2 separate regions of the Mus musculus genome follow, and region 1 is linked to region 2. The links are chromatin loops, found by intact Hi-C in ENCODE. Cell type or tissue: left cerebral cortex. All regions are shown on one strand. Each heading gives the region's core, and the rest is flanking DNA. Links, peaks and the distances in the headings are about the cores only.

Region 1 (4,392 bases), core at 329-4,328, 52 kb after region 2:
GAATTGAAGTCAGGTTGTCAAACTTGTGTTGAGAGCCTTTGCCTGCTGAGCCATTCCTCCAGAACCCTCCCCACTCCGACCTGTTTTTTAATATGGCCCTGGAGCTCTCGGGTCCTCTGTTTGTATGAACTTCACTGATTGGGCCATCTCCCCGCCCTCCACTATTCACTTGTCCTAGAAACTCTGATTAGGTGATGGCTCAGTCCAGACTGAGTCCATGAAAGGGAGTAGCTATGGAGACAAAAGGAGTTCTCTCTCTCTCTCTCTCTCTCTCTCTCTCTCTCTGTGTGCGTGTGCATGTGTGTGTGTGCATGTGTGTTGTGTGCGCGTGTGTGTGTGTGCATGTGCGTGTGCATGTGTGTGTGCATGTGTGTGTGTGATACAGGATCTCAGGCATGCTAGGCAAGTGCTCTACCAATAAACTACAGCCCAGTTTTGCCTCTGTTTTTAAATAGCCATAGTTATCAAGAAGGGAAGGCTCTATAGAGAAAACAAAAGATGAATTGTAGGATAGAAAAGTAAACCATATAACTATATTCAAGTCATATTTGAGACAGCAGAAGAAGACCACTGACCAGAAACAGAGGGCTGAGGCTGTCAGAATTCATTGAGCAACACAGATTATCCAGCTTTGACTGCTAGAGAACTGTTGGCTTTTATTGGTACCAAATAAAATAGGAAATTTTAGAAGCATTAAGATTTTTGTTGCTACAAAAAAAGATGACTGAATATTTGCTTATATGATGTGTTCCTACCTTGTGATCTTTCTCACCTTTGCAAACCAGCTCAATCCAGGGTCCTAAGGAAGAGTCCCCAGTATGGCTCTCAGATATAGTAAATTCTTAGTATTGTCTGTTGCTTTGGTGCCTTCCCTTTCTCTTCTATGAGACCGGCCTGGGCTGGCCTCAAGCTCACAGCCCTCCTCTTCCATCTCCTGAGGCTGGGATTACAGACCCACCCCCACACGGGAGCTGCCAATCATCCTGAGTGTGAGTGCGGTGCTCCCATTCAGAAGTATCCGCACAGCCACTCCTCCAGTCCCTGCGTGGATTCAATCCGGACATCTGCCTCATGCCAAGCTGCTCCCAGTGACCACTCTCCAAGAGGATAGATAAAAGCAAGCTACTTGACAGACCCCTGGCCCCTATACCCTATATGAACCATGTAGGTACATTGAGGTGACTCCCATCTGTCTGAAAGTGACCTGAAAGTTCTGAAAAAGAAACCAGAAGAAGGAAGGAGGAAGAGAAGGAGGGAAAGAAGGAGGGAGGAAAGGAGGAAGAGAGAGGGAGACAGAGACACAGACACAGAGAGAGAACCATTTTAACCAAAGAAAATCTCCAGGGGCTGGAGAGATGGCTCAGCTGTTAAAAGCACTGACTGCTCTTCCCAAGGTCCTGAGTTCAAATCCCAACAACCACATGGTGGCTCACAACCATAGTGAGATCTGAAGCCCTCTTCTGGTGCATCTGAAGATAGCTACAGTGTACTTAGGTATAATAATAAATAAATCTTGGGCTGGTGAGATGCCTCAGCAGGTAAGAGCACTGACTGCTCTTCCAAAGTTCCTGAGTTCAAATCCCAGCAACCACATGGTGGCTCACAACCATCTATAATAAGGAAAAAAGAAAAAAATGAAAAAAAGAAACTCTCCAAAACGGTCAGTGAGCACATACAAAGATGTTGAAGTTCATTGTTCATGACAAAATGCCAGCGGGAAGCTCAGGTGATGTCCTCTACACTCGAGTGGCCAGAAATACACGAGGTTCTGCTGACAGGATGCAAATGGCACCACCACTTTGGGAAACAGTCCGATAGTCTTTTATGGAGCTCAGCATACATCCAGTGTATATTCCAGCAATTCTGTTCCCAGGCAGAGATCCCCCCCACCAAATGGTAACATATGGACTCAAAGACTTGAATTAAAACATTCCTGGGAACAGTATTCAGACTCATCAAGATCCGGCACCAAGTCAAATGCCCATCAATCGGCACATGGACAACATAATGCAATCTATTTGCATGGAGAGAGAGAGAGAGAGAGAGAGAGAGAGAGAGAGAGAAGAAGAAGGAGGAGGAGGAGGAGGAGGAGGAGGAGGAGGAGGAGGAGGAGAAAACAACAACTGGGGCATAGGCATGTTGATAAGGGGAAAATTATGTGTTACCTGAGAACAAGAAAAGTTAAAATAAATAAATAAAATAAATAAAGCACTGGGGTATAGAACAGTAGCCACAGGGTACCGTTGTTATCGTGTGCTTTGCCTGAGAGACACAGTTTAAAAGGAAAACTATTTGTTTCGGCTCATGGCTTCAGAGGGCTCAGCCCACAGTTCAGCACCTTTCCTGTTTCTCTGCCGTGGTGAGGCAGGAAGTCATGGCGATGTATGGAAGAGGCTGCTCCCGTTATTGCTGCTGGGGAGCAGAGAGCTTAATAGGAAGTGGACAGGGCCAGGCGGTACCTTTCCAAGGGATGCCTCCACGTAGGCTACCTTCCCAGTTCCACTCTCCTGTCCCCAGCAGTTTATGCAGGGTTTGGATCCATGAGTATGTTGAACCATTGATAAGGTCAGAGGTATGCTCTGTGGTTTTCTAGTTGCTCAGCAGAATCACATTGACTGTCAAGAGTCACCATCAAGGGCTGGAGAGATGGCTCAGTGATTAAAAGCATTTGTTGCTCTTGCAAAAGACACATATATATACGGTGGTTCACAACCATTCATAACTCCAGCTCCAATGGATCTGGTGCCCTCTTCTGGCCTCCGCAGGTATTGCATGTGTATGGTGCACATACACATGTTAGCAAAACACACAAAATTAAAATATATAAATCTAGAAAAAATCTAAAAATAAATAAAAATAAAAATCATGATTGCCACTTGGAGGAGTGTTACTTGGGGGAGGCATGAGAGGCCTTCTGTGAGACTAGAAACATTTTTTTTTTCAGCTTTCTGAGTGAGGGGTCAGAAGGATGTGTGTGGTCACATTGCACACCCTTTGAGACAGGAGCTGAAAGAGGCCAGAACCGGTTATCAGGTCCCCTGCAACAGAAGTTACAGGTGGCTGGGAGCCATCTGGTGCAGGGACTTTAGCTCGAATCATCTGCAAGAGCAGCAAGTCCTCTTTGCTCCGAGCCACCCTCTCTAGCTCTGAGATTTGTGCATTTAAATATAACAAAATTATTATTATTATTATTATTATTATTATTATTATTATTATTATTATTATTTCCCCCCAGTGTATCTATTATTTAAGAACCATGGCTTTGGGCTTCTGATTCTGTTTTTTGTTTGTTTGTTTGTTGTTTTTGTTTTTTGAGACAGGGTTTCTCTGTATAGCCCTGTCTGTCCTGGAACTCACTCTGTAGATCAGGCTGGCCTTGAACTCAGAAATCCTTCTGCCTCTGCCTCCCGAGTGCTGGGACTAAAGGCGTGTGCCACCACGCCCGGCTGGGCTTCTGATTCTGAATCAGGAAGTTGTTTATTTTCCTAGAATACATGGAGAAGCCAAGTCATACATGACGATTGTGGCACGCTGTCAACAGTAGCTAGGACAGGAACGACCTTGAGGTGACATCCAGTAGAAAACCATGAATATGAGGTTCAGCGCCTGTGGCCTCTCTTCTCCTAGGGACATCTGTTCTTCCTAAGCTCTTTCTACTGCGAGTTTGAATTACTGATGAATGGAGGTCACTGCTGGTCACAAAACACACCTTACTGGTCACAGCAGGAATGGACCGTAAGAGCACATTAAGGGAAGGAAGCTACTGTTTGGCTTCCTGTGTGTCATCAGGACAGTCATGTGCAGGGGAAGAATGTAGCTCAGCGCTGACTATGGTCTGGGTGAGATGAGACTCTGCCCACAGACAGGCACAAGGGCTACAGAGCCACAGCAGGGCATCAGGGTCTCAGGGGATGTGTGTAAAGGAAGAGAAGCAAACCTGAGACCCCACAGCCCTTAACAAACAGCAAGTTTTTCCTCTGTCTGCTCCTTTCTTGTCAGATCTTAGACCCGTGAGCAAGGAAGCCACGAAGCTTTTGAAGAAACCAGAGGAGGAGCATTCTTCTGGTCTTGGTGTAGAAAGCAATTGTTTTTATTGTTTTGTTCTCTTCTCTTTTTGTCTGTGAGAGTCTAGTCTTATCTAGGTTAGGCTGGCCTCATTCACCAAGTACCTGAGGATGGACTTGGTCTCTTTGATCCTCTGCTTCCACCTCCTGAATTTGGGGATTAAAGATGTTTCAACAGCCATGCCTGCCTAGTTTAGAATAGAAAACAGACAGAGAAGAGCAGAACAGAACAGAGTAACAGGCAATAGGGCTGGTGAGATGGCTCAGGGAGCAGGTGTTTGTCACAAGTCTCAGAACATATGTAAAGGTGGAAGGAGAGAACTGACTT
Region 2 (4,392 bases), core at 286-4,285:
GAAGTCGGCCCTGCGTAGAAATGGGTAATTATTAAGAGACCTGGATTTGGAGAATAACATTTGATCAAAACTTTGTACTTTGCTGTTCCCGCAACTTTTTATTTAAAAAAAAAAGTCAAATTCTTCATTTTGACACATTTTGCCTTATCTGCTTTGTTTATACAATTATATGTACATTACAGATCCTAAGACATTTCAGTCATGGCAACACTGAGCCTGAAGATCGTTAAGGGCCCTTAGTCACATAACCAATGTCACCACCCCTGAAATAACTTCATTCTCTAACATGCAGACTATATTAAAATGACTGTCACCATCCCCAATACACATAACTTATAAGCAGGAACAAGACTGGGGATGTAGCTCAGTGATAAGAGAGTCTTGACTGGTATGTAGGAGGCACTAGGTTCAATCCCCAGCACTGGAAATACAAACTACCTAGGACCAAGAGAAATGGCAAGGCTCAGTGGCTAAGAGTGATTGCAGTGCAAGAATGAAGACCTGAGTTCAAATCCTCACGACCCATGTAAAAATCTGGGCATGGTGCATGTGTGCTTATAAGGAGCAGTGTTATAGGGAGCAGAAACAAGAGGATTACTAAGATTGTTGGTTGTCATCCTAACTACGGGTTCAGTGAGAGACCCTGACTCGAGGGAATAAGGTGAAGAATGTCAGAGGACAATGCATAGTGATACAATGGGACATGTGTACACACACACCACACATGTGGGGGGCGGGGCACAGTATCTTTATAGGAACCAGACAAGATTCTGCACTCTTGGCATACTTGACTCTTCTAAGATCATCCTATTTCTGTCTCTTGGATCTCCCACTACCCTTCCTCTCTCTCTTCTCTCCTCCCTCTGTATCAGGGTCTCACTTTGTAGATCAGGCTGGCCTTGGACTGACAGAGATGAAGAGCTGGCATTAAAGGCATGGGCTACCACATGAGCATGCACCCCTGGCTTTAACCATGGGTTTGGAACTATGCATTAAAGCTTACTGGGCTCATCTTTGAGTGAAAACAATGACTGCCCCGCAACCGGAATTCAGCAGCAGCCAGTAATTCAACAAGAAGAGAGCCCCAGGAGTCCCTCCCTGATACATGATTGCCTAACCACTGGCCCAGGTAGTACAGGCAACCACAGCCGCTGTGAGACCTGTCTTGAGTGTGTCATGCCCTGGAGAAGATTACAGGCAAGGTCTTCTTTTCTTCTTCTTCTTCTCCTTCTTCTTCTTCTTTCCTTCTTTTCTTCTTCTTTTCTTTTCTTTTCTTTTCTTTTCTCTTCTTCTTCTTCTTCTTCTTCTTCTTCTTCTTCTTCTTCTTCTTCTTCTTCTTCTTCTTCTTCTCTCCTCCTCCTTCCCCTCCTCTTCCTCTTCCTCCTCCTCCTTCTTGTTTTAATTATTTATGTGTATATGAATACACTGTTGCTGTCTTCAGACACACCCGAAGAGGGCATCTTATTACAGATGGTTGTGAGCCACCATGTGGTTGCTGGGAATTGAACTCAGGACCTCTGGATGAGCAGTCAGTGCCATCTCTCCAGTCCCTTTTATTTTTTGTTTATTTTTTTTTTTAAACAGAGCTTCATGTGACCCATGTAGTTGAAACAGATTCCTTATGTAGATGAGACAGATCTTAAACTCTGATCCTCCTGCTTAGATTACAGGCATGGGCTACTATACCCAGTTTTCTCTGCTTTTTAAGTCTTACTTCAGGAAACATGGATAGCCCCATTTCACAGGTGGTAAATGAAAGAGGAACTTGGATTCTGTCTCTTGTCCTCTAATATCAAGCCGCCTGGTCCTGGGGTGTGTTCCTTAGCTAAGCCGCTCTCACTTTAGGAGCTGCTCCACCATCAACACATTGAGCTCTCAGCAGATCTTGGCAGGTGACCATGGAACCATCTGGAGAGCCAACACTTGATAATCCAGAAGAGAAGATGACAGAAAAAGATTTAGGGTGGTGTAGATTGGAGCTTGTAAACACTGAAGTATAAATGGCAAACAGGAAATGCATTTATTTGAGGGAGGCTATGAGGGATAGGGAGGTAGTGTGGCAGCGAGGCTAGTATAGGATCATAGTGGTTGGGGAGAAGGGAGAGACTCCATTCTCTGGCAGGGTCTGCCGTAGTTCCAGGAGGGGCCATCAAACAAAGACTTTTACGAAGTCTATTAAGCGTGGGTCTTTGTAGAGCTTTTCCTCCAGCGCCAGGTACTTCAGTGGAGCCAGCTCTTTGTGCCTGAGCAGAGGGAGGGAGGAGAAGGTGAGGGATATCCAAGCTATCAGAGTGCTCCCAGGAGTCCTCCCGGCTCTGCCCCTTACCGATTGAGCCGCTGTTCCAAGATTCGGATGCGGAACATGGCCTGAGAACAGTAGCTCAGGTACAGGTTTTCATCCTCCGGCGTCAGGGTTACCTGGTTCTCCTGGTACCATTGCTGCTTCTTCTGCAGCTCCTGGGTCTCCTAGAAGCATACAGAGATGAACATGGGAATGTGCGAACTGATCTGCAGCCAGGCTGTAGTTCCATAGATGATCAGGCAGCCTCAAGAGGATAACACCCCAACCCGGACCCCCAAGGAAAGGGACACAGTTAGAGCATCCCAAAATATCTTGGGTGGAAACTGCTGGGGTCATGATTTAAAGGACAGCATGTGCATGAAATCAGAACAGGGCCAAAACAGTCAGCGAGAGCTAGGGATGTGGTTTAGTGCATGGCCCTGGGTTCCACTCCTAGCAGCTCATATATAAAATCAAAACAACTGGGTGGGATGTGCACACCTTTAATCCCAGCTCCCATTAGGCAGAGGCAGATGGATCTTTGTGAGTTTAAGGCCAGTCTGGTCTATACAGCAAGTTCCAGGTCAGTGAAGGCCAAAGAGTGAAACCCTGTCTCAAAAAATGAAGCAGGGGACTCCCTGCTCTCCAGAGGACTGGGGTTAGATTCTCAAAATGCACATGGAGGCTCAGAATCATCTGAAACTCCAGTCCCGGGGGATGCGATGACCTCTTCTAGCCTCTGAGGGCACTAGGCATGCATGTGGTGGGCATGCACACATACAGACAAAACACCCATACACACAAAATAGCTACATGAGCTAGACATGTTGCGGGCGTGCTCAGAGCCCCCAGCAGTTCGTCTCCGAAAACAAGGTGGGTCCCATTCCACCCAACTCTTCTCTGCACTCTGCAGACCAAGACACTGCGTGGGGACCACGTGGTACGCACCTCACCTGTCTCACGGAAACAGGCCAAGGACTAGGAGCTATTATAATGTACCATCCAACCGTCCATCCATTCACAAACCTACCCATCCACTCTTGTATCCCCCTGTCTGCCCATCTTAGTTACCCATCCATACCATCATCCATCCATCCATCCATCCAACCAACCAACCATCCACCCACACTCCACTTCTAATCCTCACTGCACATCCAACTGTACCTGCCCACCCCACCACCACCTGGTAACCCATCCATCCACTCATCCATTTACCCAGCTACCCACCATCCATCCATCCACTCATACAATAACAAAGGGGAAAGAAGAAACCAGGTATTTGGATGCCACAGACACACACTCATCCGCTCATCTGTCACTCTCGGATCCGTGAGGCACTGAGCAAAGACCTCAGGTCCCGTTTTCTCACTGAGGATGGTGAGGTCACCTCCCCTGCCTGGGCCCTGGCCACACCTTCTCAAAGCGAGCCTGGATGAGGTTAGCCTTGTCGATGAGCCGCTGCTTGAAGTCGCTGAGACACTCGTCCTTGAGACGCACCGCCTGCCAACGGGTTAGCTTCTCGCCTGGAGGGAGCTGGGCCAGGAATGGGGCCAGGTAGTCCAGCTGGGCCTCCACCTGCCGCAGGTGCTCCTCATGCAAGACGCGCTCCTGTGGGCCAGGGAACCAGCTGAAAGATCGGGATATGCAGGAGACCTCCGGAGCAGCTGAGTCCATTGTGCAATGGTAAAAGCCAGGCCCTAAATCCATGTCCCAGGATTATGAGACACGATTGCCTCCTTCTCCCTGTTTATTTCTTTCTAACATGTAATTCCTGTTTCTGACACGAATTCATCAATCAGTCTGAGCCTTAGTTTCCTCCTCTGAAAACAGACCAGCTCAGGTCTGGAAAGTCCAAAGCAGACACTTATAGTGAGTGGCAGTGGGTTAGCAAAGATTCTGAGCTCCCATTTTTCTCTTTTGCCCATAAGGCCGGCCTTACATGGGGCACACAGGAGCCAGAGAACATGAGGACAGGAGCTGTTGCCCTTTCCTATAGATCCAAGAACATTCCAAAGCCAAGCCTTGCCAGGCCAACTCCAAACTTCTTTAGAGATCTGCACTGCTTGATGAAGAGGATTTAGCCTCGAGCCTGGGAACCCAAACTGGTCCTC

The links. Peaks named below come from ENCODE experiments on the same cell type or tissue, not always from the same donor. Only the 100,000 strongest peaks of a DNase experiment are listed, where the experiment ranks them.
Region 1: it touches region 2 in a loop (2.6-fold over the local background); 6 of 42 quality-filtered maps call a loop at or near these places.

Annotation. Positions count from the first base shown.
Region 1 is chr8:95,023,969-95,028,360 of GRCm38, reverse strand. All of the region lies in intron 2 of Adgrg3 (adhesion G protein-coupled receptor G3), which reads right to left. Among named protein-coding and RNA genes, the nearest start is that of Gm51544, 5.9 kb to the right of the region's middle. In left cerebral cortex, for the core only: a CTCF peak has its summit at 2,747 (motif pointing left); no DNase peak of the experiment used is centred there.
Region 2 is chr8:95,075,747-95,080,138 of GRCm38, reverse strand. Drc7 (dynein regulatory complex subunit 7) reads right to left here. Exons shown (of 18, transcript NM_001042715.3): 16 at 3,695-3,889; 17 at 2,327-2,466; 18 at 1,998-2,243. The coding sequence ends at 2,150. Among named protein-coding and RNA genes, the nearest start is that of Katnb1, 3.3 kb to the left of the region's middle. In left cerebral cortex, for the core only: no CTCF peak of the experiment used is centred there; a DNase peak (open chromatin) is centred at 1,892.